Linked DNA regions of Homo sapiens: region 1 is linked to region 2. A link is a loop called in an ENCODE intact Hi-C map of the cell type or tissue named here. Cell type or tissue: GM12878. All regions are shown on one strand.

The links. Peaks named below come from ENCODE experiments on the same cell type or tissue, not always from the same donor. Only the 100,000 strongest peaks of a DNase experiment are listed, where the experiment ranks them.
Region 1: it touches region 2 in a loop (4-fold over the local background); 1 of 110 quality-filtered maps calls a loop at or near these places.

Annotation. Positions count from the first base shown.
Region 1 is chr6:114,713,200-114,718,199 of GRCh38, forward strand. No RefSeq gene overlaps it. Among named protein-coding and RNA genes, the nearest start is that of LNCPOIR, 170 kb to the left of the region's middle. In GM12878, no CTCF peak of the experiment used is centred here; DNase peaks (open chromatin) are centred at 549 and 2,012; H3K27ac peaks cover 1,538 bases.
Region 2 is chr6:116,088,485-116,093,484 of GRCh38, forward strand. It overlaps a transcript of FRK not described here. Among named protein-coding and RNA genes, the nearest start is that of NT5DC1, 9.9 kb to the right of the region's middle. RefSeq lists enhancers at 300-469, 1,843-2,052 and a silencer at 2,662-2,907. In GM12878, no CTCF peak of the experiment used is centred here; a DNase peak (open chromatin) is centred at 1,907; H3K4me3 peaks cover 324 bases; H3K27ac peaks cover 2,816 bases.

The sequences.
Region 1 (5,000 bases), 1.4 Mb before region 2:
ACACACACACACTCACACACACACACACACACAATTCTGGGCTAGTATATCAGTACTGAAGGGGCTCTTTTAGGGTAGTCAAGGGAGGCTTGCTAAGGAGGTGACAAAAGCCAAATTATATTTCCTCCCTTTAGTTTTCACTGTTCCTTTATGGCAGAGCCCTTGCTGGTAGACAGATGTGGGGTACAAGACAATCAGGAGGGCAGAGTGTCAGTCCTACAAAGAAGCTGCAGTGCTGAGAGGGCAATAAGATGGATACTGAGGTCGGACACCTGGGTAATAGGCCAGACCTTTGTATGGGCCCTTTCTATGGCTGGGGATAGGGAGAATTTCCCTTTAGGAGTTGAGGGGCCAGCAACTTAGTCTCTCAGTCAGTGGAGACAGGGTGGGAGGGTGAGTAGCAGGTAAGAGCCTACCTGGCAATTATGGAGGGATAAAAATATCCAGATCAAGGGAGTGTCCCCAGCATGCATTCAGCTTCCCTTCTTGGATGATACCCCTGAAAAATCTGAGAAGCTGTAGGATAGTCAAATGTGACCTTCCAAAAGTTGCTGATACCAGTCAAATTGATACCAAACACTAATCTAAAGACTCATAAATGTGTGTCGCTGAATTCATTCAAAGGTCCTGGTCAGTTATTTAAAACCTTCCTGTGATTAATAGACTTAAACCTTACCAACGAGAGTGAGAGAGAGAGAGACAGAGAGAGAGAGAGAGAGAGAGAGAGAGACTGTGTGTGTGAGAGAGAAAACCATGCAAAAATTGTCTTTGATGACTAAAATTAACAGAATAAACTCATAGGATAAGTCAAATCATCTTCTCAGACTATGGTTTTTTTTTTTTTTGAAGTGAAAAAAAAAACTCTTCAAAAACTTCTCCTAGAGCAAGAAAAACTTCCAAAATCTGAGAGAAATGACAGGTATTTTAAGACTAAAGTTTGATTAGAAATGTGATAAGATAAAGGTAGTTCTCAGGAACAATGGAGGAAATTTGAAAATACTCCCTCTGAACTCCAGAAATAGAAATGCAAATCTGAAACTGTCGCTGAATGATTTAAAGAAGTTGAACAAACTTAACATAATCATATTGCAGATCAGGCGATTCTGAGGTGAAATTAAGGATGAAAATCATATGAAAGAGGAAAAGGTCAGAGAAAAGAAGCAAGAGTAGGGAAATAAAAGGCAAAAGAAAATCACAGAAAGAGGCAGAACAAAGGCCATCTTCACTTTGCACTTAACTCAGGTATGTCCTCCTGGTCTGTCTTCTAGGGTAGGGGCAAGAAGCTGATCTAGAAGCCAGATAAATTTGATGTTTCTGTTTATCCATTTCACCTAAAATGCTGATTTCCTCTCTCTTCATCCAGTTTTCTTCTGCTTCTAGTTTTTATTTTCTGGTTATCCTGATCAATTTTGATTTTCCTTTTCCTGGAGTGTTCATAGAGAAGATACAGCTTAGACTGACAGACAATTGGGTCATCAGAATAAAATCTAGGATAGTTTCATATGTATAAGATATGCTATATTTTAAAGTAAACTTTGAAGTTGATTCAATTTCACACTTCCAATCAAATGGCACTATTGTAATAGAGAGCCATTATAAAGAAGCTACAGAACTTCAAGCTTAGATTTCCTCAGCTTTGATAAATTGAGGTCTGCAATACACTGCCCTTAAAAAGTCTCCTTCACTAAAATACCTTACTCATTCTGACCAGAGTGAGGGCTATATAGCATACTCATCCTCAACTGTGGAGAAGCTAGAATAAATGGTGTAGGGTCTTCTGTGTCTTGGGGAAGCTCTATGTGTGCATCTCACATGCCACCCTTCTTGACACTGTATTAGTCAAGTCCTCTTGCCTATACTTCTGTTTTGGTTTCTGATGAGAACTTTACTTTTCTCTGATAAGGTTGACACATTGTTGAGAAGTTCAGCAAGCTTACAGAGGCTCTGACTTTCAGCCTATCTCTCGTCTTTTGTGGGTCCTTCCTCTTAGGAGAATACACAAGACATTATTCCCTGACATGCTTTTTGAGGCTCTGTAAGAAATGAACACTTTACCAAAAACCCCTTTGTAGCCTGCTGCGTGAAAGTGAGAATTACCACTGTGGGGAAATTCCAGCTCAGTGGTTCTCCACTCTGGCTTCACATTAAAAACACCTGGGGCATTTAAAAACCAATGCAGATACCTCAGCCCCCAGTCCAGGAAAGTTAATCAGAATCACTTGGATATAGGTAGTTTCGAAAGCTCCCCAGGTGATCCTCATGTATTGCCACAGCTGAGAATCATTGCCTCTGTTAGTTGCTCTGCCCATCTAATTGAAATAGATTCTCTCAGGTGTCGCTGAATAAGGACCAGGTTTACTTAAGCTCACCATTTCTGTAGAAATTTAGATTCTGGTAACCACTATCAGGAGATCTGTATTAGGTCAGTTCACTCAACCCTGGCTTTCCTATTTCAGCTTCCTTTGCAACTCTGTCAGTGGAAGACAAGTTGGGGTAGACAGGGTACAAGGACAGCATGGAAGAAAGAAAAAAATGCATCCCATTTTTTGTTATTTTCTCAACAGTCTCTGAAAGAAAAGAAAAAGAAGGTGAGTGTGAATAAAACCTTTGCAGCTTTATTCAAAGTGTTAGAATCTATACCCTATATTTCTTGTTGGATATAAACTAGGGCAAATAACATCCTCAGAAAAGTGTTTCTTTTCTTGTTGCCAAAAATGTAAAACTAGGATAAAAGATAAAAAGTTTTCTACGTGAGGGTTAGAGACAACTCATCTGTTAATTTCCTGCTCCTGTTGGCTTACTTGCCTAGCCTTCTGACTTCTGCTGCCTATAAAAAAGTCATATATGGGCATTTGCAGTTTTGATGAGGTAAAATTTTAGAATACTCTGGATGAGATACCGTCACAGAGTAAAATGGTGGGGTTCATCATATTTCATTAGGATAAGCTGAAGGGAAATATTTGTAGGTAATTTAATTTCCAGAAATAAGAGTTCAAGTGTGATCGTTAGGTCAGTGGAGAAATTAAACTTATTCTTTATAACTTATTAAGTCCAGTGAGAAATGTCTAGGAGTGGATGTAGAGAAGTACAGTGACTTTTAGTAAAAAGGTTATTCCAAGTAACACTCTTTGGAGCCTTCAGGAATGAAAACGTAGGTATGAGGCATTCTCACTTGGATTTTAATGGTTCTGATAAAATGGCATGGAGGAGTAGTGATTTGAAAAAGAGCAAATACCACCCAGTTGCTTTTTATTAGGGTTATAGAATTGTACCTGGTAAAAGGAATAACCAAGAACCCGTGATGAAGCTCTGGGAAGTCACTTGAGTGAAGCCGAGAAAACTACCTTATTTGAAAAAAAGCACACATCCTAAAAGAAAATCAGATGAAAGATTATGTTCTCTCTCAAATGGTATCTGGTTAGCAGGGCCTGAGGCAGAAACTCAACATTGAAAACTAACACAGACAGATACCCTGCCACCCTTATCCTGGAGGAATTTCTAATTTTAACAACAGCAGACCCAGAGTGAAATCAGCTTCTGTATCTCCTCAGTGAGCAGCAGTTACTCTTATTCAACAAATGTTTGTAGAATACATGAATTATGTATAAGAATATATATAATTATATAAGAGAATGAATAATGAGATAAAAAGAAATCAAGAAGGCACTTTAACCCTGCCACATTGGTAATATCAATCAAATGTCTTCAATTAATTCCTACCCTTTGATCTAGCAATTATACCTTAGGAATCTGTTCTAAGGATATAAAAAATGCAAATTTATGTGAAGTATCTTCATAAAAGCATTATTCATAATATTAAAACATTACAATATTGGATTAAATCGAAATGTTCAATAATGTGAAAATAATTAGATGATTGCATATTATGTTTCTGAAGGCTGTATATTATAAAAACCCGCATTTTCTACTAAGTGGGAAAAATAAATGTATATACACATTTTTCTTATAATTAAAGAAATAAGTGACTTTTCTGTCTGTCTACAAAAGACTAAAAAGAAATATATCACCATGTTGACGGTAGATATCTGGGTATTTGGGTAATAGATTGTTATTGTCTACATCTTGTACAATAAGTTTTGTGTTACTTTTTTATTTGAAAAAAACCAGAGATATTAATTTTAGGAAGCTTTTTTATATCTTGAGATTGTAGATAAAGATACTGTACAAAGATTCCTCTGATATGGTTCAATCAAAGAGTATTTACCATGTGGTAAGCACTGCATATGGTTGTAGATGGTATTGAAGTTTCTTCAGAAGGTGTCTGGGGGCAGAGAGCTAGCTATCTGGTTGAAATAGTACAAAAGTCCATTTAATGTATGCTAAATTGAAAGGCCTGATTGAAGTACTGGGGAGGGACAGAGTAGATTGAGGTATACGAGCTGCTGTAGGCAGAATGACTTCAAGAGTATTGAGGCTGATGAAATTTCAAGTTGTCCCTAAAGAACAAGGTGTTACAGGCAGGGCAAGTGGTAGAAGTAGAAACAAACACTGAGTGAGCTATGAAAAAAAGACAAGGCAAATCTGAATGGAGATTGCATGTTGGGGAATAGTGGAAAATAAACTTAGATAATTTGGGGGAAGTTGGATTTTGAGCAGGGTTATGAATTGGCAAGAGAACTGATAGGGCTATGTGTGTTCAATGTAAGAATGAAATAAGTAAAGCAACTAAGTCAGTTGTTGCAATTTTTAAAGGACTAGGGGAAATGAAAGAACTAGACTGAGTGGGATCTACGCAATTGATGATACAGAAGCTATAAATAGTCACCATCAAATGGTTGTTGGGAGAAAACACAATCTGCAAGATAAAAATGGGGGAGGTAAGGCCAGGCTTTTGCCTGTAATCTCAGCACTTTGGAAGGCCAAGGTAGGAAGATAACTTCAGGCCAGGAGTTCAAAACCAGCCTGGGCAACATAACAAGACCCTGTCTTTACAAGAAAAAAAAAATAAATTGGGCAGAATAAAAAGAATAAGCCTTTTA
Region 2 (5,000 bases):
AACAAATGTCATAATCTCACCAAATAACATTTATATTTTGTTGCATATGTACACACATATAATTGTACACTACAGAGTATGTGATATGTACTATGTCATTTTCAGCTAAAATATTTAGCACCTTGCTAACATCCCTGGTTCAAGGTTTCTTCTTATGTATGGTCGTAGTTCAATTTCTCAAGTCTAGCTAATATTGCAGATGTGATTCTGGTGCTCAGAGCAAGCAAAGCCAGGGACAATGTCTGACAAATTCAATAATAATTTATGAATGAATGATTGATTGGTTTTTTAATATGATTAGCTCTCCTTGGATGCTTTCAGTCAGTTAAGTCATGAAAGTAAACACTTTCTGAGTTAACTGACTGAAAGGTGCCCAAGAGGTCTGAAGACAAAGAAGTTATGCACTTAAGACTGAGCCATGGGGAGCCCCACATTGACTGGATCACAGTTTATAAGGGATTCCTGAAATATGTTCATATTTGGCATACCCTTAAATAATCAAAAATTTAACTCACCTAGATATTTGAAAAATTGGAATCAATACATGAGGCAAAAGAGGAAAGGACAGACATGAGTGTAAGAACCATTTCAGTCTTCTTACATATTATTTATACTGCTATTACCATCAAAATGCTGACCACACTCCAAAACTATCTCACAAATTTCCCATAATCCCTCAGAGACACCAATCCCTAGATAAAAAGGCTTGGCTTAAATGCTTCCATTATATCTTTGTTTATAGATTTTGCTCATGCTGCATAACATTAAGATATTGACTGAGATATCTTTGCTTCAAATTTCCCCCCACTCAGAAAGCAGCAATAGTTTTCTCAGCCCAGCCCTAAAAGGAAGATCTTCTAGAGCAGAAAAGAGAGACAATTCTTAGTTTTGTTTCCCAAAATGAACTCTAGACTCTAATAGTAAATAAATAGTCTTGAATGCTGTATTAGTTTGCTAGGGCTGCCATAACAATATGCCACAGATTGGGTGGCTTGAATAACGGACATGTATTTCTTACAGTTCTGGAGGCTGGAAGTCCAAGATCAAGGTGTCAGCAGGCTTGGTTTCTTCTGAGGCCTGTTTTGTCTTGTAGACGGCTGCCTTCTCACTGTGGCTTCACATGACTTTTCTTTCTCACTGTGTCCTCACACACTCTTTGTTTGTGCATCTCTGCTGTATCTTTATGTGTCTAATTTTCTCTTCTTATAAGGACAACAGACAGATTGGATCTGGGCCCACCTTAAAGCCTCATGTTAACTTAATCACCTCTTCAAAGGCCCTATCACCAAGTATCATCACATTCTGAAATACTGAGGGTTAGAGCTTTAAAATATGACTTTTGGACGGACACATTTCCGCCTATAACAAACCCCAAGGCACATTTGACTTTACTTCTGAAGGAAAAAAAAAATACTAATTACAAAAATGTTTCCAAAAAGTTTGTTGCAAAAGGATATTGAGTCCCTGTCTCACAATGCCAGATTTAGCAAATAAAAATATAGAATATCAATTTAAATTTGAATTTCAGATAAATTTGAATTTCAGATAAACAAATAATTTTTTAGCATTAAGAAGTTCCACAAAATTTGGGGCATTCAAATTTAATTGGGCATTTTGTATTTTATCTGTGAATGTTAGTCTCAGATAAACAGGATGAAGAGCATGATAATGAGTCGTGTCATGGGTCCTACACTCTGTTCCACTGCAAGGTTAAATCCCTTGCACAGGAAACAACAGCACCCCCAACATGAGTTTGGGGGTCCCAAAGCAGAGAAAACTAGGTCCTGATTTGCATTTAGAATTCTGAGAGAAAACAGCTTTGCAGGGTGTAATGTGATGATACGGGACAGTGATTAGAATAGGAACAGTGGGTCACATCTAGAGACAGGGTCTGAGGTGGTGACCTCACCTTCCCCCATCATAGTACATACATCTTCTTTTTCTGTGGTTCCAAAACCAAAGGTTTCCTGTGATTGCAAGATAAATACAGAGGTTGGCTGAGTGTGGAGAGGCAGGCCTGAAATGGCCGCATGGTTTGAGTCAAAACTAAACATGTTTTAGACAACACTGTAACTGAAGTGTTTTAAAGTTTATACAGCAGTGGTGGTTACAGACAATGTGTCTAGAGGCAACCTAAAATCACCAGGGATGGTCTAGTCCAGGAAAAGCCATGCATATGGATGCCATTAACCAAGGATCAAAATTCTCTCCCCAGACCTCTCAATAGTATGTTAGCCCTTCTGCAATTTAGAAGCCCCACACCCCCAAAAGAACAGCCAAAGTCAAAGAGAGGTATTATAAAGTGACAGTCAAAGAGACATTAAGTTTAACCTGGAACTAGCTGAGCTTACCTTGAGTTTATCCATATTGTATTTCCATCTCAGCTGCTGGCAAATCAACATTCCCTATCATATATCATTAAAGTTGATTATTTGAACCTTAAAGCAAAACTTAACATTTAATTAAATTTCATTTCATTGCTCTACCATTTGAGATTTTTTTAAAATTGTAATCCTGCCACTTAATATCTATCCAAGAGGAATTCATTTCATATTCTAAACATTTTTTAAAATCTAGACACAATCTTTGTAAGAAGTTTCCTACAAAAGTGAGAGGTGAAGCCAGTTGGACTTCCTGGGTCATGTGGGGACTTGGAGATTTTTTGTGTCTAGCTAAAGGATTGTAAATGTACCAATCAGCACTCTGTGTCTAGCTAAAGGATTGTAAATGCACCAATCAGCACTCTGTAAAAACACAGCAATCAGAGCTCTGTGTCTAGCTAAAGGATTGTAAATGCACTATCAGCACTCTGTAAAATGGACCAATCAGCAGGACATGGGTGGGGACAAATAAGGGAATAAAAGCTGGCCACCCCAGCCAGCAGCGGCAGCCTGCTTGGGTCCCCTTCCATGCTGTGGAAGCTTTGTTCTTTCGCTCTTCACAATAAATCTTGCTTCTGCTCGCTCTTTGGGTCTGCGCCACCTTTAAGAGCTCTAACACTCACCGCGAAGGTCCGAGGCTTCATTCTTGAAGTCAGTGAGACCAAGAACCCACCGGAAGGAACCAACTCCAGACACATTTTGGCAACCATGAAGGGACTATTGCCTATCACCAAGCAGTGAGTACCATCGGACCCCTTTCGCTTGCTATTCTGTCCTATTTTTCCTTAGAATTCGGGGGCTAAACACCAGGCAACTGTTGGCCAGTTAAAAGAGACTAGTGTGGCCGTCAGACTGAAGACAGGGGTGTCAGGGTTTCTGGGAAAGGGCTCTCTGACAACCCCCGGCTCTTTGGAGTTGGGAGCATTGGTTTGCCTGGAACCAGCTTCCACTTTTCCTGTACTTCTGGGCTGAGCCGAGGGTCGACGGAGAGGAAAGCCATTCAGCTCTGGGGTCCAGACAAAAAGTTGGTTGACCCTGTAGCCATGTGTGGAACTTTCAAAGTCATGTCACCCAAGCGAAACTTGCCCATCTATCCTATCTAGCCTGACCCTCGCCTCTTGGGTCCTAATGCCAGTCAGACAAGCTTCCTCTTACCTCCATTCTCCGAGGCTAGTCCCACTTCTAAAAACCACTCCCTGTCTCTGGTGCTTTTCTAGTTTCTCCTATAAGAATGATTTCTAGTATAAACTTCAGGACTCTGTTACCTTCTTTAGGCACCTGGGCTTACCAATCAGAGGCATAATTTTTGCCCAAAGCCCTGTCGGGTGGGGACTATCTGGAATTTTAGGATCTCCCCTCAGACTAGAAGGCCTAACAAAAGCTATTCCTGAAGCTAGGATATGGGGAGTCTCAGAAATGATATCCTTCCTATCCATATGATGAGAAGTAGGACAAAAGGCGTCACTCTTCCAACCCTGGAGATCCCTTCCCTCCCTCAGGGTATGGCCCTCCACTTCATTTTTGGGGCATAACATCTTTATAGGACAGTGGTAAGGTCCCAATACTAACAGGAGAATGCTTAGGACTCTAACAGGTTTTTGAGAATGCATCGGTAAGAGCCACTAAATCCAATTTTTCTCGGTCCTCTTTGTGGTCTAGGAGGACAGGCAAAGGTGCAGGTTTTCAAGAAAGCATCAGTAAGGGCCACTAAATCCGACCTTCCTCGGTCCTCCCTGTGGTGTAGGAGGAAAACTAGTGTTTCTGCTGCTGCGTCAGTGAGCACAACTATTCTGATCAACAGGGTCCAGGGACCGTTGTGGGTTCTTGAGCAAGAAGGGTTTCTGCTGCTGCGTCGGTGAGTGCAACTATTCCGATCAGCAGGGTCTGGGGACCGTTGCGAGTTCTTGGGTAGCAGCAGGAAAACAAACAAACCAAAATCATGGGCAGATTTTTCTTTCACATGGGAAACACTCAGTCATCAACAGGCTCATCCTTGAAATGCATCCTAAGCCATTGGGACCAATTTGACCCACAAACCCTGAAAAAGAGGCAGCTCATTTTTTTCTGCACTATTGCCTGGTCCCAATATTCTCTCTCTGATAGGGAAAAATGGCCACCTGAGGGAGGTATAAATAACAATACTATCCTGCAGCTTGACCTTTGCTGTAAGAGGGAAGGCAAACGGAGTGAAATACCTTATGTCCAAGCTTTCTTTTCATTGAAGGTGAATCCACAACTATGCAAAGCTTGCAATTTACATCCCACAGGAGGACCTCTCAGCTTACCCCCATAGCCTAGCCTCCCTATAGCTCCCCTTCCTATTAATGATAAGCCTCCTCCAATCTCCCCTGCCCAGAAGGAAATAAGCAAAGAAATCTCCAAGAGACCAAAAAAACCCCCGGGCTATCAGTTATGTCCCCTTCAAGCTGTAGGGGGAGGGGAATTTGGCCCAACCCAGGTACATGTCCCCTTCTCCCTCTCTGATTTAAAGCAGATCAAGGTAGACCTGGGGAAGTTTTCAGATGATCCTGATAGGTACATAGATGTCCTACAGGGTCTAGGGCAAACCTTTGATCTCACTTGGAAAGATGTCATGCTATTGTTAGATCAAACCCTGGC